Regions from separate parts of the Homo sapiens genome. Here all the other regions are linked to region 2. Evidence: chromatin loops called from intact Hi-C (ENCODE). Cell type or tissue: Caco-2. All regions are shown on one strand.

Region 1 (4,000 bases), 320 kb before region 2:
GCTTTTTAACTAGTCCCCTGCTTCCACTCACATTTCCCTGAAGTTCCCTCTCTATCCAGTCCCTATATAAAATGTCAATCAGATAATGTCTTGCCCTACATAAAATCTCCAGTGACTTTTTATTGAATTTTGAGTAAAATACAAACTTGTTACTATGGCCTACAAAATCTTAAATATTTCGTTTCTGTCAACCTTCTCTGGTACTAGTCTTCTTGTAGCTCGTTATGTTCTTGCCACATTGGATTCCTTTCTGCTCTCCTCAAGTGCATCAGGGCCTTTGCTCTTGCTTTTCCCTCTGTCTGAAATCTTTGGCTCCGAGATGTTTGTCTGGCTGGTTCCTTTTCAACCTGTAGGACTTGACTTAAATGTCTTCTTTTCAGAGAGCCCTTTCCCAGCATGCTTTAGTGCCCAAGGAAGTGCTCTCTGTCACTTTCCATCACATCATGCTGCTTATTTCCTTCAAAATACTAATCACCACCTCTAATAACCTTGCTTATATATTATTTACTTGCATATTGTGCACCCTTCCTGGCTAGAATGCAAGTTTCATGAAAATAAGGGCATAGTCTTTTCCACTACTGTCTTGGTGCCTGGCACATAATGGTTGAAAATTCTTGAAAAATATTTATCGAATGAATGAATGAGGCATTTGGTGTGGTGGAAACAGCACTGTAATTAGAATTAGACCTGTTTACACTTCACTTCCGACTTTGTTATTTACTGACTGGAAAGTCACAGGCAAATTAAGGAACGTTGCTAACCTTTAAGTTTTTCATCTATAAATTGGCATTTTCATCTTCACCTTATAGAGTTGACAGTTTGTATGTCTATGAACACTTAGCACCATGCTTGGCTCCTAGTGGATACTTAATATTAATTTTCTGTTTAAGAACTGAGACCCAAAGCTAAGCTGACAGTAGAGTAGTGTCTGTGGGAAGGACATGTTCACTAGGTCACTTTGTTGGTGGCTTTAAGCAACAAAAGGTTACTTCTTCACAAAAGATGAAGGGCTTTTCTCCATCCTTCCTTTATAGCTTCTTGGTTCTCCAGTTCTTGATTACAGTTGCGTTTTCTTAGCACGTGTGGGTTAAGAACAGTTAGCACCACCAGTCAGTTGTTCCTGGGAATCCTGTATTTCTGGAGCTCAACAATTCACTAGAGAATGTACACAGTTCAGATGGGGCTGGGAGCAGCTTATATAACCTGACTTGAGATCCCCACCCTCTCTCTATCATTCATGCTACTAGCTGGAAATTATAATGTTTCTGACATAATATGTACAGCTATTTTGCCCTTTGTTTTCTCATATCGCAATATTCAGATAGCCCATCAATTCTATCTTTGCATAATCAAAAGCAGTTAAATAAAGAAGCAGTTCTTTCCCTAAATGGAATGTTACTCCTTCCAAGGCTCAAACTGTAGCCAGCAAATATATGTATATATGTGTGTGTGTGTGTGTGTGTGTATATATATATATAATTCAGTATATATGTATAATTCTACATGTATACTTCTACATGTATAATTCAATGGAGAAATAAAATCGAACTAGCAATGATGAGTACTATTGCTAATATATGCTCATCACTGATATAAAGTGGAGAAGATAGGTAAAACATTCAAGTGTTCTTTAAGTACTATTTTGGAAGTTATCTGACAAAGTTGTTGTATTTGTCCACAGAAATTATGTAAGGATGCTACTTACTGTTCCTTGTTTTCCATAGTCCCTGGCCAAGGTAAAGTACTATTTACTCTCAGGTAGTTCCTAGGGTTGACAGGTTTGCCTTGGAAGATTAAGGATATGTGACCTGCTGCTTATAGCCTAAAAGAGTGAGCTTCACTTCTAAGGTAGTTGATCATCAGAAATTGTGTGCATAATGTATTATTATTTTGTTTAAGTCTTTTGCTGACGACAATGTTGTTCTGTTTTTAGCATGTCTGTATTATTCTGTATTCTCTGTATGTGCTATTATATATTAGTAATACAGTTAGTAAAAAAATGAGATTGCAGTAATCCTGAGTCACAGCAATTTAAGAAGATGTGATGCAGTGTGATGTTTGCTGTTGCTTTTAAACTCCACATGTTTAGATTTTTAAAGATTGTGCCTTTTAAGGAGACTCGGTGCTTCTCAAACAAAATAAACAAATAAAATAATAAAGCAAGCAAGCCAGGAAACAAACCCAAGTAAACCAAACACCAGTCAAGAACAGTGTCTGCACTTCAGCGAGGCCACCACCAGAGGGTGCCTCTGTCAAGGCCACGCCGTGGGACTGGCGAGGTGGTTTTTCTGAAGTCATATCTGTCTTCGCCAAAAATGGGAATTCTCTATAAAAAGTGAAAAAATCCAATAGTGGTAGGCATGTTTGCAAATTAAAAAGATGCTGAAGCTGCAAGGTGATCATCTTTTTAATCAATATTCTGTAACAGTTTCTGACTTACTTCAAATCAAATTTTCTGGAACTCCTTGATTATAAATTTATGCTATTTATTTTTAACTGAATGGAAGTGTAAACAAGAAGAAAAAATCGATAGGAGACCTATTTAGAAGGTACTCTTTATGGTAAATGTGATGTTTGGATCCGTTAATTCAACTGTATATTTACTGAGTCTTGCTATGTCCAGGCACTGTTTAGCCACTCACTCCATATGACCTAGTGAAGGAGAGAGGGGAGTTTGGCGTGGCTCATTTTCTTTCCGAGTGTGGCACTGCCATCTCCTTTAACTTTTCTCTAGGACCTCCATTCCTATGAATCTGGGTAGTGAACAGAGTTGACTCCAAAAAGTTTAAACCAGAAAATTTACCAAAAAAAAAAAAAAAAAAATCAGGGGAGATTACTCAAGCATATTTTAGGATTCCTGATTTGTTTAGGAACTTTAAATCATAAATTGCTCTTTGCTTTGAAAGCCCAGAGCCACAAGAACAGCCTGCTTAATTTGACTTTTCAATGTTTCCATATAGAACCAAGCCTCCTTGTGGGTGAGGAATGTAGCTCAGGTGCCCAGTCAGAGTGCTAGTTTATGGAAAGTGTGCATTGAATTGACTGTAATATCTTTCCTTTTTTAGCCATTAATGGTCCCTCCAAAAAGGTGTTTATAGTCAAATAAGTTTGGGAGAGGCTGCATATTGCAAAGCTTCTTGGAGATTCACATTGCTTCTTGGCATGTTCAAGGCTCTCACAGGTCCTACCATCAATGAATGGGTTTTGTCTAAGATACTTCAAACTTATTTGATTGGAGAATTTATTTTCATGCAACTACTCTTCTGTGGAATACCTTTTAGGAAACACAAAGCACGTTATCCCTTGAAATGTACTTTTTTTGTGAGTGTAGATATGCTGCATTTGAGGCTTAAGTGAATTCTTTTAGAAGATTTTATTTTTATTTTACATTAATTAATATTTTATTTATTTATCTATTTTGAGATGGAGTCTTGCTCTGTCACCCACGCTGGAGTGCAGTGGTGCAATCTTGGCTCACTGCAACCTCTGCCTCCCAGGTTCAAGTGATTCTTGTGCCTCAGCCTCCCGAGTAGTTGGGATTACAGGTGTGCACCACCACACCCAGCTAATTTTTTGTATTTTTAGTAGAGATGGGTTTCCACTATGTTGGCCAGGCTGGTCTCAAACTCCTGACCTCAAGTGATCTGCCCGCCTCCACTTCCCGAAGTGCTAGGATTACAGGCGTCAGCCACCATGCCTAGCTAATATGCGATTACAGGAGTGAGCTACCATGCCAAGCCTGTTTTCAATTTTTTGAGGGATCTCCATGTTGTTTTTTTATAATGGCTGTATTAATTTACATTCCCATCAATAGTGCACAAAGATTCCCTTTTCTCCACATCCTCACCAACACTTACCTCTTATCATTTTAAGAATAGCCATACTAGGCTGGGTGTGGTTGCTTATGCCTGTAATCACAGCATTTTGAGAGGTTGAGGAGAGACAATCGCTTGAGCCCAGGAGTTCAAGACCAGCATGGGCAACATAACATGACAAAACC
Region 2 (4,000 bases):
GTATTTTTGCAAAATCACTCTGGCAGCAGTGCCATGGACAGACTTAAGGCAAATGTGAAGGCAGGGTACCAATGCAATGGGCCACTGAGTTGGTGCTGTGGCAGGAGCACAGGGCCCAACCATGTTCCCATCCTGACTTTGCCATTTACTAACGGTAAGATCTAGAAGTCAATTGACATCTTTGAGGAAATTATTGATTTCATAGAAGAGGGATTTATTGATTGGCTTTTCCAATTCTGACATTCAATTATACAGATTAGAAACTAGAATTTATGGACAACTAGAATAAATATATTCTGACTATATAGAATTTAAAAAAATGGAATCAGAGATCTCAGTAAGTTTACTGATTTTTACTTTCACCTTTTCCGTTGCCACAACCCTTCCTTCTACTCCACCCAAATTATTTTTCTCCCTTAATCCTACTAAAGCTTTTTCCTAGGATTTTTCATTCCATCTTACTTTCCAGTGGGAAGCAGTATATTATGTTGGCATCAGATTATTCTATCTCTGTAATATATTACCTGTAGTACTTCAAGAGAGCTACCTAACCTTTCCATGTCCTAATGTTCTGATCTGTAAAATTAGACTAACATGTGCCTTGTGAGACCATTGTGAGAATTAAAACACATTATAAGAAGTACTTTGTATACTGTCTGGCATATAGTGGGTACTCATTAAATAGTAGCTATATCTATCATTATTTTTAATATTGCTAATATGCCCACTTCATTCATCTCAACCTCTCAACTCTCAGTGCTTCGTAATGCAAGGGGCTTAATTTCTGGAACTATCAATCAGCGACCAGTCCCAGTCATTCTTTGAACTTCAGGTTTTATAACTCTGATTAGGTAATAATCTCAATAACCTGAGACGTAAGGTTGTTGATATCTCAGCACTTACATGAGCCATGCTAATTTAATGGTAGTTGCAGTACTGTCAAAACTTTATGATTTTTAATTACAATTTCACTCTTGTAACAGCTACTTGAGGGTTTCTATTAATGAATATAGGCTATATATATTTTGTCACTAATTTTACTTTAGGATGAAAAATCCTCTGTTCCATGAACAACGTATAGAGCCAGTCAAGTTTACAAATTGTGTGGCTTCATTTGTATATAGGTACTTGATGGGGTGATGGTAGAATAAATATTACATGGTTTTGGTAAGAATGAACTACAGATAATAGGACAAGAAAGTCCCTAAATGAAAGGATACCCGTGTGTGTGTGTGTGTGTGTGTGCTTGTGTGTGTGCCTGTCTCTCTATGGGTGTGTGTGAATGAGAGAGAGAGAGCAAGAAAGGGGTTATATATGGTTGGTGATGTGCTACTGTTGCAGAATTAAGTTTTTCATTTTACCTGCCTGTTTTTGGACAATGAAGTCTTTCACATAGAAACATTAACATTTAAAGAAAAAACAATGAAATATGAAATCAGAAACTTGAAAAAATCTTACAAGTTACAGTTGAATCTGATTACTTCTGAATATTTTCCCTAAATGTTTGCGGCTAATTAAAGGAACTAAAGTTTTATCTTAAGTGCCTGTCATAACTGATGGTATGTAGCTACTTAGAATGTTGTGGTGTGTTGGATTTTCAAGGCTAAACCATGTTAATGGCTGAAATGGGCACAAGGGGGGCCCCATGACTTGGTAAAACTTTCAACAACTTCAATGCAATCCAGCTCTGCTTGTGCATTACCACATGAGGGCGCTCTTTCCATCAGCTATACATATATTCAGTGTTTTTTTCCCCTTCAGTGTTATTCTTTTTTTCTAATTAAAAAAAAAACAAAACCGCGTATTTATCATGCAGCATCCTAAATTTTACAGAAGTCCTAGATTCATACCATAGAAAATACATCTCCAAATACTGTAGATAACACAAACTTAATCTTAGCTAATTGGATTTGGTGAAAAAATCTGAAAGGCTTCAGATCCTATTGCTAAGGGAGAAATTATGCTGGGTAGATTTGTACTTATGGTGTCTATTGGGATTCACAAATGTGTATGTATCTCAAATAGTTTCTCTGTAAGTAAAGTTTGGAAGTGTAAAAATGAGAGAATATTCAAACTACTTCTTCCGGAAGAGCTCTGTTATCTGTTGAAATTCAATTATTAAATCTAATATGTGATGGATGGGTGCTATTTGTCTGACTGTTACTGTTTATTAAGTAATGCCTATACATTATGAAATATAAGTGGAATCCATAGTGGGAATCAATTAAAATCTAGGCATTTTTTTAATGTACAGGTTTTTTAATGTTAAATACCAATAGAAATTTAGTGCCAACTCAGAAACTTACAAAATGATTCCCCAAACCCTCATGACAACATTAGGAGGTGTATCCAGCTTCCGTGCGAATTCCACTAAGAAGGGCATAGACTAACAGGTCATTTATGACCACAAAGGACAAGTTCACTCAAGGTATGTACCAGGGATTAATGTTTAGTACAAGGAAAATAAGTATGATGACAGAAATCAATACAGACATTCACAAACAAGAACAGAGACACTTTGTTTGCCAACCAGAGAAAAGTCACAGGAAACAAAGACAGGAGGAAAAGTCAGAATTAAATTCATCTCAAGGTACCTCAGGGACAATGCTATTATTGGTGCACTAGGGCTTAAAAGGACAGACCAGAGGCCAGCCAAATGTGTACATCCCCAAAGGCATGATTGAACTGTATTTTTGCCAATTGTTTACGTAGTTTGGTAATTTCAAAGGCCAAATTTTTTTTCATCCATGTGTTCTGCTTATCACTTGCTCAGTGATGCCAAGATTTTCCCCAGAAAAGAGTGATTTCATTTTCATGAGAGCTTTTGATCTCTGTTCAAACACAGTCGTTTTATGTTAGGGCTTTGAGCTCTGATAATGTGCTGCCTTTTCTTGAAAAGAAATGCTTAAACATTTACTTAAATGAATAAGTGCCAAAGACTTAAAATTTCAAAAGGTTGAAGATGAAAGTGCAGGCTGCCCTAGAAAGAGTGCTTTGTAAAAGGTCATTCATATTGTTAAGGTACCTTTGAGGGACCAGGTATAGATAGGAATAGAATAGGAAGACAGTGAGAAGATTTTGTGGTAGATGGGAACAGGTTTATAAACCCGAGACCACTACAGACAGCTTTTAACCATTTTATAATTATTCCCGGAGCTGGTATCACTGAAATTTGTCTTTTGTGTATTGTCATTTTCCTGACCTGTTGAGTTGTTGGAGTTAAAGAACAACTCTCCTGAAATAAGGGAACTTTTATTCTAAGTAAATGCCAGGTATTTAGATTACTGTGTCTAGATGTGTAGTTTGAAGTGTGTGGAGGATTTATAGAAAATCTCAGGGAGATAATTAAGACAATTAAATGTCTGGGAAACAGATGCATGCATATAGGCTAAGGAACTGAGATCTTTTGGCCCATAAAATAGGACTTCCAAGTGCTACATGTATTTAAAATTTATACTGCAGAAAGTTACAGTAGCAACTTGCTCTCTTCCCCACATCACCCTCCTTCCAGTGCTGGAGGATGAAAGCTGCTGTTGAGATCTTTCTGGAGCCATCACTGGAGGGTTTGCTCTTTCTTCAGGAGGAACTGATAGAAATAGAGCTGACAAAGAGGCTGCAGGGATTGAAATTCGACAATATAATAAGTATTTTTTATAAATTTTTATATGAAAATTCCTTTGTATCCATGAATCGTTGGTGACACAATTGGAGAGAAGTGAAGGGATTTTTCAGATATCATATTTGAATGTTTTTCTTAATGTGAATTATTCTGCTTTTCCATTCCATTGTTGAAGTGGATCAGCCTCTCCTTTCCATAATTACTTGATGATTTTAATCACAATTGAGACCTGTTAATCAGTCTCTCTTTTGTGCTTTGCATCCAGGTACCACTAATTTCTTTGCAGAAACACTGAGTTCGATAATTGTATTGCAATTTAAAAATTTATTATGATCAATTTTTTACAGGAAACTACTGTCTTTCACAATAATTTTAGACATT
Region 3 (4,000 bases), 350 kb after region 2:
GAAGGACAGTTAGCAATCAGCTGGGCAATAATGGAGCATGATGTTCTGGGCAGAGGGAAAAATATGTGTGAAGGACTAGGTAAAAGAGTTTAGGGTAATATAATTCAGAATATGTGATGCAGAAAGTAAGAGGTAAGGATGGAGTTATGCATATGCCTGATAGTAAAGAAACTTGAGAGCATTAATAAAGAATATAAAATTTTTGACTTCTTGATATGGTAACAATTCTTCAGCAGCTTTGTAACCAGCAGATTCAGTGGAGTATCATGATAAGTATAGGGAGAGGATCCATGTTGTCAGAAAATGAGGGGCGAAATAGAAATGAGGAAATAGAAACAGCGATTTTCCCTGTGACTGCAAGATATTTATTGGGAAATTTACGTAAATTTTATGATCCTACTATTAATATTACCACTGGATTAGATTTATAATAAGGATATCTTTCTGCTCTTTTTCCTTCTATACTTTCTTCTCCTGCTGATGCTACTGTTACTACTACAACTGTGATAGACACCTTTTTTTAAGCACTTCAGAGGAATAAAACAGGTGAATTAACTCATTGGTTCTCACAAACTGGTGATTTACCAAGATCACTCTGGCCTAAGAGTGGACCATTTATTAGAAGAAATGGATAAAGCAGTTAAGAAGCTGTTGTTATCCAATTGAAAGAAGACAGCAGCTTGAGATGAACACTGAATATAAGAAGTGGGCAATTGAAGTGATGGTTTACATGAATAGATCAGAAAATGTCATGGTGACTAATAGAGGCAATATGAAGGAAGTGAGAGAAGACAAGGTTATAGTTTATAATATTGCCTGACTGTCATTGACAAAAATAGCAAAATAGAAGTCTTTTCCTCCCTTTGTTTGAGGCAGGGTATGGATACAATGATGAATTCAATTTTGAATGTGTCAAATTTGAAATGTTATGAGATATCTAAGGAAGATGTCCAGTAAGCAGCTTACTATACAAACCTGGAGCTCAGGAGACTTAAATGTAGAAGTGGATATAGGAGAAAGTGTAGCATTATCAGAAAAGAAGGCTTGTAGCTTGGAAGGAGTAGGATCTGGATAATTACCAATATGTAGGGAATGGGCAGAAGAAAATGAGGTCACTAATAACAAATCCCCCAAAACAAAATGTTTCAAGATAAAGGAGGAAAACCAGAAGAAACTGGTACAACTAAAGCTAAGCTACAAAGAACATTTCAAAGGATGGAGTGGTAAAATGGTCAAATGCTATAGGGAAGGCAAATACAATTAAAAAGAAAGTATTGGCTTTAAATTTAACAACAAATGTGATTATTCTTTGATGGCTTTTAACATAGAATTATTTGCAAATGATAGTGGAGTAGTGAGATGGTGGGAGAAGAATCAATGTCTCCATGGGTTAGTGCCATGAAAGGGAGGAAAAGCAATAGAAACAGCAGGAATATAAGTTCCTACAAGTAGATTGACTGTGAAAGTGTGAAAGAGTGGAGAGAACTGGTAGTACTTTGCCTATGGTTAATATTCAGTAAATTATTAGTGGAAAATGGCAAGAAAAGGCATGTGCTACTTAAGCTTATAATCTGTTTTGATGTTCTTCACTGTCCCTTTATTTGTTGGCAAAGCTTCTCAACTTACCTCTTGGCATGGTATAAATTGCATAAGAAACTACTCAGAATTTCAGATTGATACTTGCCTTCAATTGTTTATGAAGGAACCAGACAGTAAGTTCCTTAGCAATTTCAGTCATGCGTGGAAATTCTACCTAAGTTAGCTGTACAAGTAAGAAGTCTGTTATTAGGAAATTACATTGTATTCCAAAAGCATGCCTATTCTGGCCACTCTATTGTAATACTAGAGATGCTTTCTATGCCTGAAAACAATTTTCATGCTAAGATGTTGAGTGTACACCATGCAGCCACATGAAACTAGGTATTTTACATATTATTACATTTTAATCCTCATATCAACAATGTTGACTGGTATCATATCCCTCATCTAAAACATCATAATATGTTTTAGATGAGGAAACCAAGTATCATGCCTAGGGTTCCATATAAATTGCAGAACCATAATTTGTACTTAGGCACATATAGTGAGGCAGGATATTAAAGAAAGAAAAGCAAAATAAAAATTAAAAGAAAAAAATAAAACAAGCTGCCTGTGTTAGGCAGACTCATTTCAAAGGCAGTAACAGGCAAAGTTTTGATAACGTTATCTAAGGGCCAGAGCTCAAAGGGATGTGCCCTGAAGACTTTCCCAGCACTCCCTCAATATAGAGATGTGAGGAGATAAGTTCTCCTATCTCTCCTTTAGTGTAAGTAAACTTCCCCCTCGAATCCCATGCCGTCTGCTATGTAACTATATCTTGCTCCTTGCTCTGTAAGTGTTATGAGTTCTTGTTTTCCCTATAGTTAATGATTGTAGGTTCCTGCTTTTTCATCTAAGCAGTGTAACAAAGGTCACCAGACGTGCCTGAGCAGGTCTAGCTTACAGCCAGCTGGACGCCATGGTGGGGGGGTCGCAAGATGAGTATTTGTGAAACTCCTTTGAACTTTGAACTAACCCAGATAATGACCATCTGGGCTGCATAGTAAGGGGTATACTAAACCTGAGTTATATGCCTGGCATAGCCTGATTAAGTGCCTTTGTCTTGTTTCTGTACATTTGTTTTCGCACCACTTAGGAGTAGGTATATGAGCAAGACCTTGTCTTTGTTCGGGGCCCAGTCTTTGGACATTGAGTCTGCTGTGTCTGAGTGCACTCAATAAAGATTCTCCTGCTTTACTCCGAGGTCTCTCTTGCCCTCCTGATTTTTCTGCAACATTTCTGGTGCGCCAGCCAGGAGGGAGAGATGACAGATTGGCTGTCTCCTTTGCCTGTGGGTCTGGGGCTCCCAGCCATGGGAGATCAGTTACCCCAAGCATGCCACTGGGAGAACCTCAACCTGAAGGGGAGATCGGCTCTCCTGCTTCTCCGGCGCCCCTCCCCTAACAGTGCAACAGAACCTGGAAGGGGTTACAGGACAATCCCAGAAGCAGCTCTACTGAACTGTGGTAAGGTTTTGGGGCTCAAGGCAGGACCTGTCCCGTAAGGACAGAAGAGGAGCTTGATCACCTCCCGAGGTATAACCACTAATTTGACCCAGAGAGGCTGGAGGTGAGAGTGGCTCTGCAATTCAGATGAAACTTATACCCCAACTGACATGGTATGTGAGAGAGGATTGCTAAGTCAGTTAGAAAAGGGAACTGGGAGAGGGGAAGTGTGTGAAACTGCGTGAGAGATGGTTCTGGGAGGGACTAACGCAGGAAGTAATGTGGGGAGACACAGATCTCTTAGTGTGGACTGTGTGCTCCGAGCGGTGTGGGACCGACCTGGGCTAGTGACAATCCACATCTGGCTAATAGGAGCTGCCCCCTGGCTGCAGCATCCGTGGTGGGAATAAGGAACTCTCCTAGCTAAGCAGCATCTGAAAACTCCCGTAATAGGAGACGGTCTGGTCGGTCAGAAAAGAAAGAGCGAGTGCACATCGTAAAGGGAGGAAATGTGGGGACAGTTGTTGAAACCCACTCCATTGGAATGTACGTTAAATAATTTTAAGAAAGTTTTTTCAGGGGATTATGGAATTAAACTGACCCCCCAAAGGTTGAGAACTCTCTGTGAATTAGAATAGCCCTCTATTGGTGTCAGTTGGCTGGCCGAGGATATTATAGATAGGGAGACAATAGGCCGGGCATTTAAGGTGGTGACCAGGGTCGGGGGACAGCAAGGGTAACCAGACCAATTCCCCTATATCAATTCATGCCTCAATATTATATAAAACTGACCAGCATGGTTGCAACCCTGTTTGGCAGCATATTGTAAGACACTAGTGGCCCAAGCAGCCGAACCCAAAAGTAAAATCAGCCATGCTGGCAGCTGCAGAGAAAAAGAAAAAGCTACAGGAAAGGCAAGATAAACGAGTTTTACAGGCACCTCAGGAGGAAACAGAATTTCCTCATCCTCCTTAGGT
Region 4 (4,000 bases), 360 kb after region 2:
GGACTAGCCTCGGAGAAGAGAGGCAAGAGGAAGTTTGTCTGACAGGCATTAGGACCCAGGAGGCAAGGGTCAGGATAGATAGGATAGATGGGCGAGTCTCACTTAGGCGACATGACTTTCAGAGTTTCGCTTATGGCTGCAGGGTCAACCGACTTGTTGTCGGGACCCCGGAGCTGAATGGCTTTCCTCTCTATTGACACTCGGCTCAGCCCAGAAGTACAGGAAAAGCAGAAACTGGTTCCAGGGAAACCAATGCTCCCAACTCCGAGAGTCGGGGATTGTTAGAGAACACTTTCCCAGAAAGCCTGACACCCGTGTCTTTAGTCCAGCAGGCATGCTAGTTGCTTTTAACTGGCCAACAGGTGCCTGGTATTTAGCCCCCGAATTCTAAGGAAAAATAGGACAGAATAGCAAGTGAAAGGGGTCTGATGCTACTCACCACTTGGTGATTGTCCCTTCACGGTTGCCAAAATGTGTCCAGAATTGGTTCCTTTCAGTGGGTTCTTGGTCTCACTGACTTCAAGAATGAAGCCACAGACCCTCGCGGTGAGTGTTACAGTTCTTAAAGATTGTGTGTTTGTTCCTTCAGATGTTCAGATGTGCCCGGAATTTCTTTTTTGGTGGGTTCGTGGTCTTGCTGGCTTCAGGAGTGAAGCCAGAGACCTGCGCAGTGAGTGTTACAGCTCCTAAAGTGGCACATCTGGAGTTGTTTGTTCCTCCTGGTGGGTTCATGGTCTCGCTGGCTTCAGGAGTGAAGCCACAGACCTTCGCAGTGAGTGTTACAGCTCTTAAAGGTGGCACATCTGGAGTTGTTTGTTCCTCCTGGTGGGTTAGCGGTCTCACTGACTTCAGGAGTGAAGCTGCAGACCTTCACAGTGAATATTACAGCTCTTAAAAGTAGTGACCCGAAAGAGCAACCCAAAGAGTGAGCAGCAGCAAGATTTATTGTGAAGAGGTAAAGAACAAAGATTCCACAGGGTGGAAAGGGACCTCAGCGGGTTGCCACTGCTGGCTCTGGTGGCCAGCTTTTATTCCCTTATTTGGCCCTGCCCACGTCCTGTTCATTGGTTCATTTTACCGAGCACTGATTGGTGATTTTACAGAGTGCTGATTGGTCCATTTTACAGAGTGCTGATTAGTCCATTTTACAGAGTGCTGATTAGTGTGCTTTACAGAGTGCTGATTGGTGCATTTACAATCCTTTAGCTAGACACAGAGTGCTGATTGGTGCATTTACCATCCTTTAGCTAGACACAAAAATTCTCCAAGTCCCCACCCGACCAAGAACCCCGGCTGGCTTCACCTCTCACTAGGGGCAGCAGGGTTCTGCTGCGTCTGGATCCCAAATTTCTTGCTCATGGCTAAACCATTATGTGAAGCCACAAAGTGAGAAAAAAGGAGCTCCTCCTCTGGGAGACTGACCAGGAGAAGGCCTTTAAAGAAATCAAAGGACCCTTGACTCAGGCTCCAGCTTTAGGGCTGCCAGATCTAACTAAGCCTTTCTTTTTCTATGTCCATGAGTGAAAAGGAATGGCCATAGGGATCCTAACCCAAGTCATAGGGTCATGGCACTGCCTGGTGGCATACTTATCCAGGAAGTTAGATTCTGTGGCACTTGGATGGCCTCCTTGTTTTAAGGCACTATCTGCCACTGCTCTGCTGGCACAGGAAGCTAATGAACTGACTTTAGGACAGCAACTGACAATCCAGGTACCGCACTCAGGTGTAACTTTGATGGACCAAAGGGGGTACCATTGGTTATCAAATCCGAGAATGACTTAATACCAAGGGCTCTTATATGAAAATCCCTGAATAACTTTAGAGATTGTGAATACTCTAAACCCAGCTACCTTGCTCCCCAATGAGTCAGTGCCAGGAAGTGCCCTTCATTGCCGTGTGGATGTGGTAGATGAAATGTTCTCAAGCCAGAGAGATTTGACAGATCAGACCCTCAGGGACCCGGACATTGAATATTTTATTGATAGGAGCGGCTTCATTCTAGGGGGGGTCCACTGAGCGGAGTATGCAGTAGTGACTTTGGACTCAGTAGTAGAGGCACAGTCTTTGCCTACAGGAACTTCTGCTCAGATAGCAGAGCTAATAGCTCTGAGAAGGGCTCTCCAGCTAGCAAAAGACCGAAAGGCAAATATTTACACAGACTCTAAATATGCTTTTCCACTTGGCATGTTCATGGGGCTATTTACAAAGAAAGAGGACTTTTAACTGCTGGAGGAAAATAAACAAAGTACAGGAAGAAATTCTACAGCTCTTAGACACCGTATGGGCCACAAAGCAGGTGGCAGTGATGCACTGTAGGTGGCACCAGAGGGCAGGAACATTAGAGGCTAAAGGAAATAGAAAGGCAGACACAAAGGCAAAGTGGGCTGCAATGATGACTCCACCTTCTAAAGAGGAAGCCTTAACTATGCCTCTCCTCCCAGAGATCCCCCTCTCGGAGACCCTAAGCTACACTCCAAATGAAAGAGCTTAGTTTGCTCAGGAAAATGGAAGCTACGTTGAAGGAGAATGGTGAAAATTCTGCAATGGGAGGCTAGTTGTACCTGAAATAGTGGCCCAGATAACGACCATCTGGGCTGCATGGTGAGGGCTATACTAAACCTGAGTTATCAGCCTGTCATAGCCTGATTAAGTGCCTTTGTCTTGCTTCTGTACATTAGTTTTCACACCACTTAGGAGTAGGTATATAAACAAAACCTTGTCTTTGTTTGGGGCCCAGTCTTTGGACGTTGAGTCTGCTGGGTCTGAGTGCACTCAATAAAGATTCTCCTGCTTTACCCTGAGGTCTCTCTTGCCCTCCTGATTTTTCTGCAGCAATAGCACCAAAGCAACTGCTGTATTTCCTCATACCACATCATAATTCCACAGGGAATTATGGATATACTCAGCACGGCCTTTCAGGGCCATTTTGTTGTAAAAAGTAAAATAAACATTATCCTCTGCTCTACATTAATTTTGCAGGACCATTTTTTTTCACTTTTTTCTTTATTTGTGCAATACATATTCTTCTAAACATCTCCCATGTACAGCAGTTCTTTATGACAAATACAACGGTCGAGGGGGAAAGCTAAATCAGAAATGGATTCCACATTCAAATAACTTAGGGTCTAGAAAGAAGACAAACCATGTAATTAAGTGACCATAAAACAAGATGGGGATGAATAAAAGTGATTGTAGACAGTAAACACCATAACAAAGTAGTAAAAATCTTGCAGTACAGAACCTAGAGTAATTCTTGACTCCTTTTCTGTTCTTTTTCTACAGACAGGGTCCAGGTTGGCATGGTCACAGTTCACTGTAACCTGAAACTTCTACGCTCAAATGATCTTCCCACCTAAGCCTCTCAGTCTCCCGAGTAGCTGGGACTGCAGGTGCATGCCATCACGTTTGGCTAATTTTTAGTATTTTGTGTAGAGATGGGGTCTTGCTATGCTGCCCAGGCTGGTCTAGAACTCCTGGCCTCGAGTCATCCTCCTGCCTTGGCCTCCAAAAGTGCCGAGATTACATGTGTGAGCCACCAATGTCTCCTTTATTTATTATTCCTGCAAACTAAGCAAATGGTTTAACTTAGAGCCTCAGTATCTTTACCTGTGAAATGGTAATAATAGTACCTACCTTAAAAGTTGGTGTTGGATTAAATGAATAAGTTACCCTGATCTGTTTCATTGTCTACCAACAACAGAATTGTTGAGGGAATTAATTATATCACAATAATTACATAAAACCTAATTGATATTAGTTTAATAAAAAGTAATGTATAAATGTTTGTTCTTTTCCATTGCTATAGCTAGATTAATATTGATCCAGAGCATAGAAGGACCATTCTTGCTTTTCCAAGTTATTCAATCTGGATAGTTCACAAGTGAGCAACTATACATAATTAACAACAACCTAACTATTACAACTATATAGTTCTGATATGTCAGTTATAATATCTGTTGATTTAATTATCAAACCTCAATGTAATGGTTATGAGCTTTTA
Region 5 (4,000 bases), 380 kb before region 2:
ACTGAAGAACAAGAGGCAATTTCAAGATTTCTTATCATTATGCCACAAAATTAAAATAATAGACATTAATAAAATGCGATGAGATCATTACATTTCACGTCTATCAATTACAATTTTTTTTTTTTGAGCTGGAGTTTCACTCTTGTCACCCAGGCTAGAGTGCAATGGTGCGATCTTGGCTCACTGCAACCTCCACTTCCCAGGTTCAAGCAGGCCTCCTACTTCAGCCTCCAGAGTAGCTAGGATTATGGGCATGTGTCACCATGCCCAGCTAATTTTGTATTTTTAGTAGAGGCAGGGTTTCACCATGTTGGCCAGGCTGTTCTCGAACTGCTGACCTCCTATCAATTACTATTAATGGTGTCTCAATTTTTTACTGAGAAGTATTTGCATCAGCTACAAATGCCAGTGATATAAGTATATGCTATTGGCTCAAATGCCATGAGTGGTGCTGCCTGTAGGGACATTTCCACAATGTAGAGAACTCTTGGAAAAGTTTGAACAAAAACAAAGTACAATCTTCCCATGATTAAGATGAGGAGATGAGCTTAAAATATTTTGCTTGTGTTAACATTGGGCAAAAAATATATTGTGTTATAGATAAATAAGAATTAGTTATAGGCTCAGATAAACAAATTGTTTTATTTACCTGCATGAAAATCTGTTGGGGCATTTGAAAGTCATGCCGAGTATGAACCAAATATTCCTAGTCTGGCTCTTCCCTATGCGTTATGAGACATCTAGTAGCACACATGAATAGCACCTCAAATCATTGGCACTGACAAACATGCTCATAAAAGTTGCCAAAATTCCTCCCAGGGGTGTCCGATCTTTATTATGAAGTCCTATTACTATGCAACAATGAAAAAAGCTTGGGCTAAGTGAAGATACACTGTTAAACTAATTCATTATAGTGGATTTGCAAAGAGTGATGTGGTCTTTTTTTGGGTGGAGCCAACTGGTGGAGACAAATGACAACGTAGATTTTGTTCAAATCTACGTTGGAAAGATTTGAAAGTTCTTTCAATCTTTGGTTGGAAAGTTCTAATGTCTTATTGTAAAATTCACACCTTTGTAGTTTCTCATGTTTCTGCAATTTTTATACTACCACAGCTCAAAAGGATCAAACTCCTTGGATACAAAAACAGTGAGTCCTGCTGCATTCACTGCAAAGCAAAAGAAAAAAACTTACAAAACAAAAAACAATGAGCTTGCAAGTTGTACTGACCCACTAGTAGATGTTTAAGCGGCTCTCAAATCCCAGCTGTCTGCCATACATTTCTGGTTAAAGTATCAATTGTAGACAATGTTTATTTTAGGGATGTCATTCCTGGAATATCATGTTTGCTCACCACATCAAGCAGATAACTACTAGTTGTGTAATAATGGGGGTAGAAATGAAATGTCTGCTAGAATTTTGTTTTCTGAAATTTTGTAGTTTGCAATGATGTGAATATTTAAATCATGTCTAAGTTAGGAAAGAACCAAGAATGTACCTAACTTTTCTGAGGACAACTGACCACATTTGTACTCAAGTTCTTGGGTCTTTTTTCTCCTTTAATGTCAGGTCTCTTACTGTATACTGACTGTAGTGTATTATGGAAATTTGAAGTTTAAATGTTCAGTATCTTCCAAAGGATATTGTATCCTTTCATAGATAGATGTTATTTTCCTGATTTTCATGGAGAAAGAAGTTATTTTCATAGCCCAGCATAAATACATACCAATCATCCTTTCTTGCAAGAGTTGGTGCTTTTTCTTGAGTCCCAGGCCCAAGAAATTTTCTGAGACTTGGTAATTTCCTGGAAAAAAGTATAGGGTGATTTCAAGGACAGAGATTACATCTTATATCTTTTGTATTTCCAGCTATAGTGTCTAGCACATAATAGGCACACAGTGAGTGTCTTTTGAATGAAAGAATGAGGGACAAATACATGTGTAAAGAGAATGGTGACTGCGCTGTGATTTTTCTTGGTTTCTTTTCACTGTCTTTTTCTGCTGATGTTGTCTGGCCAGCAGAGGGCATTCAAGGTCCACCTTACAATTAGGGACCTTAGGGAAAGGAGACAGTTTCTAGCTACAGAAATTCAACTGTCAGAAAAGGAAACAGATGAATTTGAAATTGTCAAGACGGCTTAATTTAAGTCTTCCAGTATAAGGTTAATTTTATAGTGCTAACTAATCTTGACACCATGTGAATAATACATTAGAGGAAAGTGTCTATTTTTATTTGATTTTGAAATGTGGAAATACCAGAAAGTTTAAAGGAGAAAATAAAAATTGCCCAGAACTAACTTTTGCTCACATTTGGCTGTATATCTATTTTTATTTTTAGATACATCATATACAGAATGTAAGCTCCTCAAGGAATGGGATTTTTGTATTTACTGCATTATTCCAAGTGCTGTTTGAAGTGTATGGAAACTCACTGTGCTATCTTTCTAATGCTTTTGTAAGTTTAAAATTATTCCCACATAAAAGGTTAAAACATAAAAAACTGTTTATGCTACAAAATGAAAAGTTTAACTATGCCTTTTCATCCTGATTCAGTTCATAGCATATGACTGCAACCCTAACCATCTTCATGAAAAAGAAGAAATAAAAAATATAAATGTAATTCAGATTTTCTTTTGTAAAGAATGATAATTTCATTACAGAAAGCAGAAGCAGCCTTGGCTATCTGCTGTGACACCTTAACTGTCACAAGGTCCATAAAGCATTGTTCCTGTGAGGTGAAGATTATATTTTCTGCAGAATCTTTTTTTTTTTTTGAGACGGAGTCTTGCTCTGTCACCCAGTCTGGAGTGCAATGGCACGATACTGCGCCCGGCTAGAATTTTATCTTAAACCTATCACGTAGTCCAACCTGTTTATTTTCACTTTGTATTTTAAAAAGAGAATTGAAATTATAAGTATATATTGCTCAAATTTTGCAGAACAGCTTTGAATTCATTTCTCATTTTATCCTCCACAGCACTGAGATAGGGTGATTATTATTAGTTAGCATCACTGTTTTACAGATTTCAAAATGTAGGCTTTGAGATGTTAAGTTGTCTAAGGACACAGAGCAGGTTATTGACCAGTACTCTTTCCTTCCTCCCTGAAACTTTCCAACACTTTCTGAAAGTGAAAGTGGAATGTAAAATTCTCTTGCTCTTCTTACAGGCCAGAAAACTTACAGTGCAATAAATAATAATTATAGTCAATCTTTATTTAATTTTTATGACATGCTAGAGAGTTTGTCAAGTTTGTTTTCCAAGTAAATGCTCTTACTTAATGTTCTTTGCAATGTCACCAGGGTGTTGAAGCAGACAAGGAGAGGATTGGCACCTGATTGAATATGATGGGCAGGAGAAGAGGGAAGCATAAAGGGTCACGATGGTTATGAGCTTTGGTAATGTGGAATGTGGTAGAACCATTAACAAAAATAAGGATGAAGAAAGAGAAACTTGGGGGAAGGGGAAGAGAATTGCATTTTCTTTTTTTTTTTCCTTTTTATTTTTTTGAGACGGAGTCTGGCTCTGTCGCCCAGGCTGGAGTGCAGTGGCGTGCTCTCCGCTCACTGCAAGCTCCGCCTCCTGGGTTCACAGCATTCTCCTGCCTCAGCTTCCCGAGTAGCTGGGACTACAGGCGCCCACCACCACGCCTGGCTAATTTTTTTATATTTTTAGTAGAGATGGGGTTTCACCGTGTTAGACAGGATGGTCTCCATCTCCTGACCTCATGATCCACCCGCCTCGGCCTCCCGAAGTGCTGGGATTACAGGCGTGAGATACCGTGCCCAGCCTGCATTTTCAAATATGTCATGTGTGTAATGTCAACTCTGCAGTATGCCCACTATTTGACTTCTTTAAAGCATCTAGAATAATTTGTCAAAATTTTAATGTGCTTACGATTGTAATGGTTTAAAGACAGATTTGATCAGATCTGAGAATGTAAGCTTATGACTTTCGGCAGTCATGTAGTAGTCACTTGTTTGGCATGGTGTAAAAGCTTCCCT
Region 6 (4,000 bases), 85 kb before region 2:
CTTACAGTTAAAAATAATTTATAAGCTCAACATGGTTTAAATGGTTTTTTTAGTTTACCAGATTTATAAAATAATTTCTTACTCATTAGAACAAGACCTTCTAAGCAACTCCCAGTTAATGTATTTATTGTAATTGGCGAAACATAATTAAAAAAATACAGGTGTTTTAAGTGTCAATTTTTACACATTTGAAAACCTACTTCTAGTTATTTTAAATTAATAATTTAATTAGTTAATAAATTTCAAGAAACATTAAATATCTTAAAGATTGATTCTCTGGTTTTCAAAGTAAACTCAAAGTAAAACTGGTAGAATTGGAAAACTCAAAAAACTGTAATAAAAATAAAAATAATTACTTATAATCTCATTACCTTGATAACTTTCTTAAAAAAATTGTAGTTTAGCTAATTATATTTGACTTTTAATAGTTGTGATTATGCAAAAATTATGTATTATATTTTTATGTTATTTTAATATGTATTAAATTATGTATTATAGATTATATATTATGTTTTTTATACCCCAAATATTATATAAGCATGGAATTCTATTGTAAACTTTCTATAAATATAAATTTAATGACTTACGGTCATCCCATGTGGATATTCTACAGGACAGATTCTAATCCATTCTTTAATTGATAGGTCGTTTTCAGTTTATCATTACTACAAATAATTTGCAATGAATATATTATTCATAAAGCTTTCTCTTATTTTCCTTACTTCCTTTATCTTTAAGTGGTAAATAAGTATATTTTTTATTTACTTATAAGTAATTTTATTGCTATTCTTATGATTATGATATATTAGCTTATAATGTTACTATATTTTTTCTATTGTTTTTGTTTCTTTGCTGACTAAATTGTGCTGAAGTAACTGCATAAGCATAAGGTGAACTTCCACCACCCCAAAATTTAAAACCTTTGAGGTAATCTGAGAGCTTCAGAAACAAGCAGCCATCTTGTTTACGTTTATAATCACCTAAAGAGGGAGCTCTTGGTTTGATGATTTTTCTCATGTCTAGTGAAAGAGAAGCAAAGTATATTTAATATTTTAAAATGAGGATTTGAAATCTAACTTTTCTTACCTATTGCACTGAGGATATATGATTTCTGAGAGGACAGGAAAGAGCAAATGATGAGTCCACCTGTTAAATTTGAAGACAAGGATCACTAAGTTGGATAAAATCGTGCTCTAAACGTTTCTTATTATTCGTCCCTGCTGATTAAAAAATAAATTTATATCTAAATTATGCACATGTATTATATAAGATATATTATATATACCTAAAATATAGCGAACAGAGGAGTTTAAAGTGTCGGATAAAAAGATATTTAAGGTTTAACGCTTTCTTTCTGTTCTGCATTTGTCTTCTTAAAGACAACTAAACAAGGCTATGTATAAGCTAGTGATATTACACTATCAGATCATCTCTATTTCAAATGTTCACAATTGGTCCATAAAGAATTAGAAGATATTTTTCCTGTGAATCAGCAAAAATTCCTGGAACAACCCTAGGTTATATTTATATGCAAAACAATTTATACCACATATCTCCAGAGGAAAAATCTAGAACGCTAAAGGATAAACCTAACAAACATATAATGGAAAAAGAAGTATCAGAAGCCAAAAGCAAAACAAAAGTGATATAAGCACCTTTGCCCATAGAATTAGGCATTTCAGGAAATGGTGGCAAAGCATTCAGCCGTCTTAAATTCTATAAAAACTATTGACTTTTTATAATAATTCAAGTGAAAGAGATTTTATGGAATGACTTGTTTGTTTTTATATATCAAGCGTGCCCATAAATGTTTGCATATATATGTGTGTATTTCCGTGTGTGTGAAAATACATATACATATACATATTTAGATATTCCAATAGCCACTCCTGATTCTACTCTGAGAGCATTTCTACAGAATCATGATTTGATATAAAAACAATAAGGGGAAAAATGCTAAACTTACTAATACACACATAGTTGAGAACATAACTTATGTTGAGAAATTTTAAATAAACCTCGAGATAATCCTGAGTGCCCCCTCAGTTAAATTCTTGTTTTTTTTTAGAAGCAAATAGTATTTAATTTTAAATAACTATTCTGATGATAATCAAAGCTTAATTTTCATCAAGACAAGTTTTATACTTTTTTTATACGATTTTGCCGATAAAAGTACAATTTCATTGAAGGTGCTGATTCAAAGGGGGGAAAATATCCTTAATTAAAGAGAATGCTTAATTTAAGAGATCATGATTATTTTATTCTTGAACCAAATTGAATATTATTTCTTAACTTTTCTTCACATAACTAGTTTATGCAATCAAAATGACTGGCTATATATCAAATACATATCACGATATTTTAATGCCTGCCTGAAAGAGAAAAAAATCACGAACCTACTAAAATAAGACATTTCCAAAGACTCTGGCATTACCTACACAGATTAAGTGTCTGAGATCTTCAGATTCCTAGGAATGAATCAATGGTTTTTGATTTTACTGAGAATTACATTTATTTATTTATTTATTTATTTAGAGACGGGGTGGATTGCAGTGGCGCAATCATAGCTCACTGCAGCCTCGAACCCCCAGGCTTAAGGGATCCTCCCATCTCGGCCTCCCAAGTAGCTGAGACTCCTGGCATGCCACCAGGCCTGGCTAATTTTGTTTTGTTTTGTTTTGTTTTTTTTTTTTTTTTTTTTTTTTTGAGACGTAGTCTCGCTCTGTCGCCCAGGCTGGAGTGCAGTGGCATGATCTCGGCTCACTGCAAGCTGTGCCTCCCGGGTTCACCCCATTCTCCTGCCTCAGCATCCGGAATAGCTGGGACTACAGGCGCCCGCTACCACGCCCAGCTAATTTTTTGTATTTTTGGTAGAGACGGGGGTTTCACCACGTTGGCCAGGATGGTCTTGATCTCTTGACCTCGTGATCCACCTGCCTGGGCTTCCCAAAGTGCTGGGATTACAGGCGTGAGCCACCGCGCTTGGCCAGGCCTGGCTAATTTTTGTATTTTGTAAAGATGGGGTTTCACTATGTTACCCAGGCTGGGCTCAAATTCCTGAGCTCAAGCTATCTGCCAGCCTCAGTCATCCAATTGCTGGGATTACAGGTGTGAGCCACTACGAGAATTTTTAGCTGAATCTTAATGAGACAATCAAGAACACGTTCTATTCTTCCTACTTTTATTTTCTTAGGAAAGAGGGGAAAAATGAACAATTATGTGATTACTTGTGTTTTAATTGTTAATATTTCTTGAAGGAAAAATAAAGTGACAGTTCTTTGATAAGCATTGATTCTTCATATGTGATTCTCTTAGTAATGCCATTTTAACTTTAAAATTCCTTTTATTCTGTTAGAAATTTGATTTCTCTTGTTTCAATCATCTAGCTCTCTTAGAAGTTCATAACTTGTCTAGAATAAACTTTGAAATTTGGTGTAAATAATTGAGATGTATTTTAAGTCTATATAAAGGATTTTAAATAAAGTTTATTTCAAAGATATTTTCTACATTTTTTTGTGTTTTTTAGAAGCGGAAATCTTTAGTCTCTATATAGACTGTATGTATGAGCTCTGGTTTTCAAAATCTGTATTCAAAATGCATGCTGACTATTGCCCAGTGTTCATATACAAGCATGATGTGCCTTTTCAGAATAATCCTATTGCATAAAAGAGATAAGTGGAGATCAATGAAAAATTATGATGTCATATATTTGTATGTTATTATTGTGACATTCAATCTTATTTTTTAGGTATATTTTTATAACCACAAAGATTTTTTCAAGGTATCTGTTAATTATTAATGATACTTTAATCCCTTTCCTTAAGTGTAACTGTTTACGTGTTTTATCTGTATGAATCTGAGATTTCCTAAGAAGCAGGAATATATTGTTTCAAAGGTAAAGTTGAGAGTACTGCAAAAATTCTTCTTTCTCAATTATAAATTGTAATTATAGGAATTCTCCTTTTCTTTACATTATTAGGGAAAAATACCTGTTGTATTT
Region 7 (4,000 bases), 200 kb after region 2:
TGTACCTGCCCATCTGCATGCTTCCCCTTCTGTAAGAGGTTTGAGCAGGCGTGGTGGCTGAACAGACACACCTGTCACAGGTCTTGCAAGGGGGGGTCTGGGAACACTCCCATTTCACAATAATCAACCCAAATTATTTCTTAAATTCCTTTTGGAAGGAAAATAAGAAGCAAGTTTACTTCACTGACACGTCAGTGTTTGCAACAAAACACTTTTCAAAATACTTCTGACAGTTACTGGAAACCACTCCTACTTAGAAATAAAGGCCTAGGCTGGGCGCAGTGGCTCATGCCTGTAATCCCAGCACTTTGGGAGACCGAGGCAGGCGGATCACGAGGTCAGAAGATCAAGACCATCCTGGCTAACACGGTGAAACCCCATGTCTACTAAAAATACAAAAAATTAGCCAGGTGTGGTGGCGGGCACCTGTAGTCCCAGCTGCTCGGGAGGCTGAGGTAGGAGAATGGCGTGAACTCGGGAGGTGGAGCTTGCAGTGAGCCGAGATTGCGCCACTGTACTCCAGCCTGGGCAACAGAGCGAGACTCTGTCTCAAAAATAATAATAATAAAATAAGAAATAAAGGCCTAATTTACCCAATATAGGAATTTATTAAGAATTAAATAAGTTAAAACCTTCATTATCAGAGCTTTTAATGTCCATAGGGGGGCAGGCAGATAAATAAGCAAAAAATATTCTGGTAGAGCTAAAATGTATAGCCTTTCTAAGGTTACAGTTGCTAGCCATATATGGCCTCTGAGTCTCAGATTACTCCAAATTGAAGGAGAGTTAAAGTGTGAATACTAATTTCTCCATAGGAAGCCCTTAGGCTGTGCCCCAGAACAGTGTTTTGGGTCCCTCCTGGAATATCCCTTTCTGGGGTGCAGGTGCATCCTGCTACGTCTGTCTACTCCAGGTGTTTCTTGTGTCAGTGGCCTACCAACAACTGATTTACTACTTCAATATTGAGAAAGTGACCAGGTAAAGGCAATTGCCATCAATTGGTATAAGCCTGGAGACAGAGCTCAGATATATATTGACAAGGAGTAGGGAAAAAATGTGAAGTAAAAAATAAAAACATTACCTGCTGACACTTGTAAACCAAAAATAAAATTCTAAGAGTCCCCCCAACCAACTGAATGGATCCCTCCTTTAGGTCAAGGGCATTCCAAAGTAAACCTGAAAAAGTAATTCTGGCCATAATAGGAAAATGGGTCGGTCAGACATACCCCATTACACTCCTGTCCTTCTGGAATTCAGGCAAAACTGACCTGCATTACGATTAAAACAGAGATCTCAAGACTGACAAAGCAGTCTGTAACAATAAAATACCAAATTCCAATCTGACTCTAGAATAGCATCACATCAGGTATAATAACAGGCCTGAAAGAAATCTGTCAGGTTATAGCCCGAGCTGAGGTCCGAGGGGAGTGGTTGGAGGGGTAGTGGGTAGCTGAAAGAACACCTGGGGGAGGGTAGGTAGCTGGGACATGGCCTTATTCTCTCTCTCTGAGAGCCCTGTGCACAGTATCAGCAGTTTTACTCTCTCTCTCCTGTTCCAGCAGCAGCTCTGCAGCTTCTGCTGCCGCCACAACTGCAGCTGCACTCTCTGGAGTGCATGACACTTCCTTGATCTCTCCTGTCTGCCTCCAAGTTGGCTGGCTGTCTTATGCATGCAGGCACATTAGCAGCAGCAGCACTCTTCACAGCATCAGCAGCTTTACTCTCTCTCTCTCCCCATTTCTGGCAGGACAGTTATACTCCTTAAAGAAAATAGTGGCTCAGAGCCAAGTATGAGCTTACACAAACAGGTTACATAATGGTTAGAGTTGTGTGCCTGTGCTCCAAACTCGCTGACTCATGTTGGACTACCTGTTTGAGTTGGCCTATTCTTGAACACAGCACATCCATTTTCCTTAAAAAAAATCAAAGTATTTTTACTCAAAAATATATTTCTTTGAATATTTTGAAATTCTCCTGTAAAGTTGTCTCTTGTGGGGGAAAATCTACACTCTGCAGAGAATCCCCTTACCTTTTCAGGTCTTTTTTGATCCAGGAGAGACTGAGAGTCTTTCACCTTTTTTGGTATTATTAGAGACACTTGCCATCTATTCTCTCCAAAGACTGCTACCTGCAGAATGTTGTTTTCACAACCCCTTATCTTAACCCAGACACTCCTATTTGTTCATTCCAGGTATGTAGATAATAACATAACTCTTTCAACCAAATGCCAATCAGAATATCTTTGAATCCTCTTATGACCTGGAAGCTCCTCTACTTCAAGTCATCCAGCCTTTCAGGACCAAACCAATGTACACCTTACATGTATTGATCAATGTCTGACTGTAACTTCTGTCCCACTGAAGTGTACAAAATCAAGCTGTTACCCAACCACCTTGGGCACGTATTCTCAGGACCTCTTGGGGCTGTGTCACGGGCCTTGGTCGCTCATATTTGGCTCAATATAAACCTTTTATACATTTTACAGAATTTGACTCTTTTCCTTGATGCACTATAGTTCTGACAGCCACATTCAGCCCCCTAAATGACTTGGATTTTGTGTGTAATAACTTTTGCACTACTTTTTCCTAATTGCAAGTTTGATTTAGCTGAAAATTAGCAGTGTTACACAGTACCACAAAATAATAGGAATAAGCACTAGTCTCTATTAATTAATTCTTTGATTTTGAAATAAATCTTGCCTTATTAGATGTGCTGCTAGAATGCTTCAGAATGAATTTTAAAAAAGAAAGACAGACAAAACCAGGGTCTGGAGGATATCGAGACCTCAGTATTACTTATCGAGTGTCATGACGACTTTAGATTTCTCTTATATTAAGAACATAATTATTAGAGTAACAAGTAAAAGGGAAGGACTTTTATCAAGGAAAATCAATAAATTCTCTTTTTTTAGCTCTTGAATGTTAATTGCTTCCAGAAAAAAAGATGATAAATATGATAAACACCTTACATTTGGCAGAGAAATCTTAATGGAAAAAATTCAGTACAACTGAGAAGGGATCTAGCCTATAAATCATACAAAAAATATTACAGATAGGTTTTGAGATAGGTTTTCTCTTGGGGTTTCCCTAGAGAAACCAAAGAAGAATTAAACCCACTGTTCCCTATGTTTTGCTAAAGAGTATCTTTTCTCTTCACCATAAAGACAATTTTTAAAAATAATGTACATTGCTATTTGTAATGTCAGAAAATTCCTCAGTTTGTACACTCTTGTATCTGCAGTGCCTTGGAATAATATCCCCCATGTAGTACATGTTTAATAAATATTCTGTATGTGAATGAACAAATAAAAGTACAAGATGATTTTATGCAGTACATGAAGTTGCATTGTATGCTTATATTAATAATTATTTTTAAAATGTACATATACTTGCATAACAAACCTGTGATTGGATTATGATTACATAAACTTTCTATTTAAAACATACTGAATAGTACTAATTAAAAATCATTAAATATAGCGTAAGTGGGGAATGAAATGGTAAATTTTTGAAATGGCAAGTTTGGCAAACACTTGCTTACAATAACGCAACCCACTCAATGGCAAGGTTTCTGTTACTTAAAATAATTAGGGAAGATAGATGACTAGTGATGCCATGCAAGAATAAACCTCGCTTAACTGAATTATTCATGGCATTAAACCAAAAAAATTTTCACCATCATTAATACAAAGTATTAATGTTTTAAATGTATTCCTACTGTTTATGTACCAAAATGACACTATCAAAGAAAAAATCATTTATATTTTCAACTAAAACATTTACTAAAAAGAGTAGATACACATCTACAAATAATAATTTACATTAGTACATACATATACCATTATTGCCAATGTCTTACCTCTTCCCAATTGGGAGAAAAGTTCTTAGACTGATGTATATTCACAGACTTTTATGCAGCTCTGATGAACACAATAGATTTCCTCTTTGGAAAAAATGTAGATTTTTATGAAAGAGTGAAGTAGTTAATAGTTTTTATGCTA

Evidence for each region. Peaks named below come from ENCODE experiments on the same cell type or tissue, not always from the same donor. Only the 100,000 strongest peaks of a DNase experiment are listed, where the experiment ranks them.
Region 1: it touches region 2 in a loop (5-fold over the local background); 9 of 110 quality-filtered maps call a loop at or near these places.
Region 3: a loop joins it to region 2, with 12 times the contacts of the local background. A loop is called at or near these places in 5 of 110 quality-filtered maps.
Region 4: a loop joins it to region 2, with 7 times the contacts of the local background. A loop is called at or near these places in 5 of 110 quality-filtered maps.
Region 5: a loop joins it to region 2, with 8 times the contacts of the local background. A loop is called at or near these places in 8 of 110 quality-filtered maps.
Region 6: a loop joins it to region 2, with 6 times the contacts of the local background. A loop is called at or near these places in 4 of 110 quality-filtered maps.
Region 7: a loop joins it to region 2, with 8 times the contacts of the local background. A loop is called at or near these places in 2 of 110 quality-filtered maps.

What each region holds. Positions count from the first base shown.
Region 1 is chr4:70,503,576-70,507,575 of GRCh38, reverse strand. No RefSeq gene overlaps it. Among named protein-coding and RNA genes, the nearest start is that of AMTN, 13 kb to the left of the region's middle. In Caco-2, a CTCF peak has its summit at 2,239 (motif pointing right); a DNase peak (open chromatin) is centred at 2,255.
Region 2 is chr4:70,181,539-70,185,538 of GRCh38, reverse strand. LOC105377270 (a long non-coding RNA gene) reads left to right here and starts at 85. Exons shown (of 3, transcript XR_938859.2): 1 at 85-154. In Caco-2, a CTCF peak has its summit at 1,703 (motif pointing right); DNase peaks (open chromatin) are centred at 1,678 and 2,648.
Region 3 is chr4:69,831,189-69,835,188 of GRCh38, reverse strand. It overlaps a transcript of SULT1E1 not described here. Among named protein-coding and RNA genes, the nearest start is that of SULT1E1, 27 kb to the left of the region's middle. RefSeq lists an enhancer at 2,304-2,598 and a silencer at 3,163-3,342. In Caco-2, no CTCF peak of the experiment used is centred here; DNase peaks (open chromatin) are centred at 2,478 and 3,368; H3K4me3 peaks cover 1,474 bases.
Region 4 is chr4:69,821,872-69,825,871 of GRCh38, reverse strand. It overlaps a transcript of SULT1E1 not described here. Among named protein-coding and RNA genes, the nearest start is that of SULT1E1, 36 kb to the left of the region's middle. In Caco-2, a CTCF peak has its summit at 2,317 (motif pointing right); a DNase peak (open chromatin) is centred at 2,301.
Region 5 is chr4:70,557,443-70,561,442 of GRCh38, reverse strand. No RefSeq gene overlaps it. Among named protein-coding and RNA genes, the nearest start is that of AMBN, 33 kb to the left of the region's middle. In Caco-2, a CTCF peak has its summit at 2,029 (motif pointing right); a DNase peak (open chromatin) is centred at 2,002.
Region 6 is chr4:70,266,856-70,270,855 of GRCh38, reverse strand. No RefSeq gene overlaps it. Among named protein-coding and RNA genes, the nearest start is that of CSN3, 26 kb to the right of the region's middle. In Caco-2, no CTCF peak of the experiment used is centred here; no DNase peak of the experiment used is centred here.
Region 7 is chr4:69,981,944-69,985,943 of GRCh38, reverse strand. No RefSeq gene overlaps it. Among named protein-coding and RNA genes, the nearest start is that of STATH, 12 kb to the left of the region's middle. In Caco-2, no CTCF peak of the experiment used is centred here; a DNase peak (open chromatin) is centred at 1,823.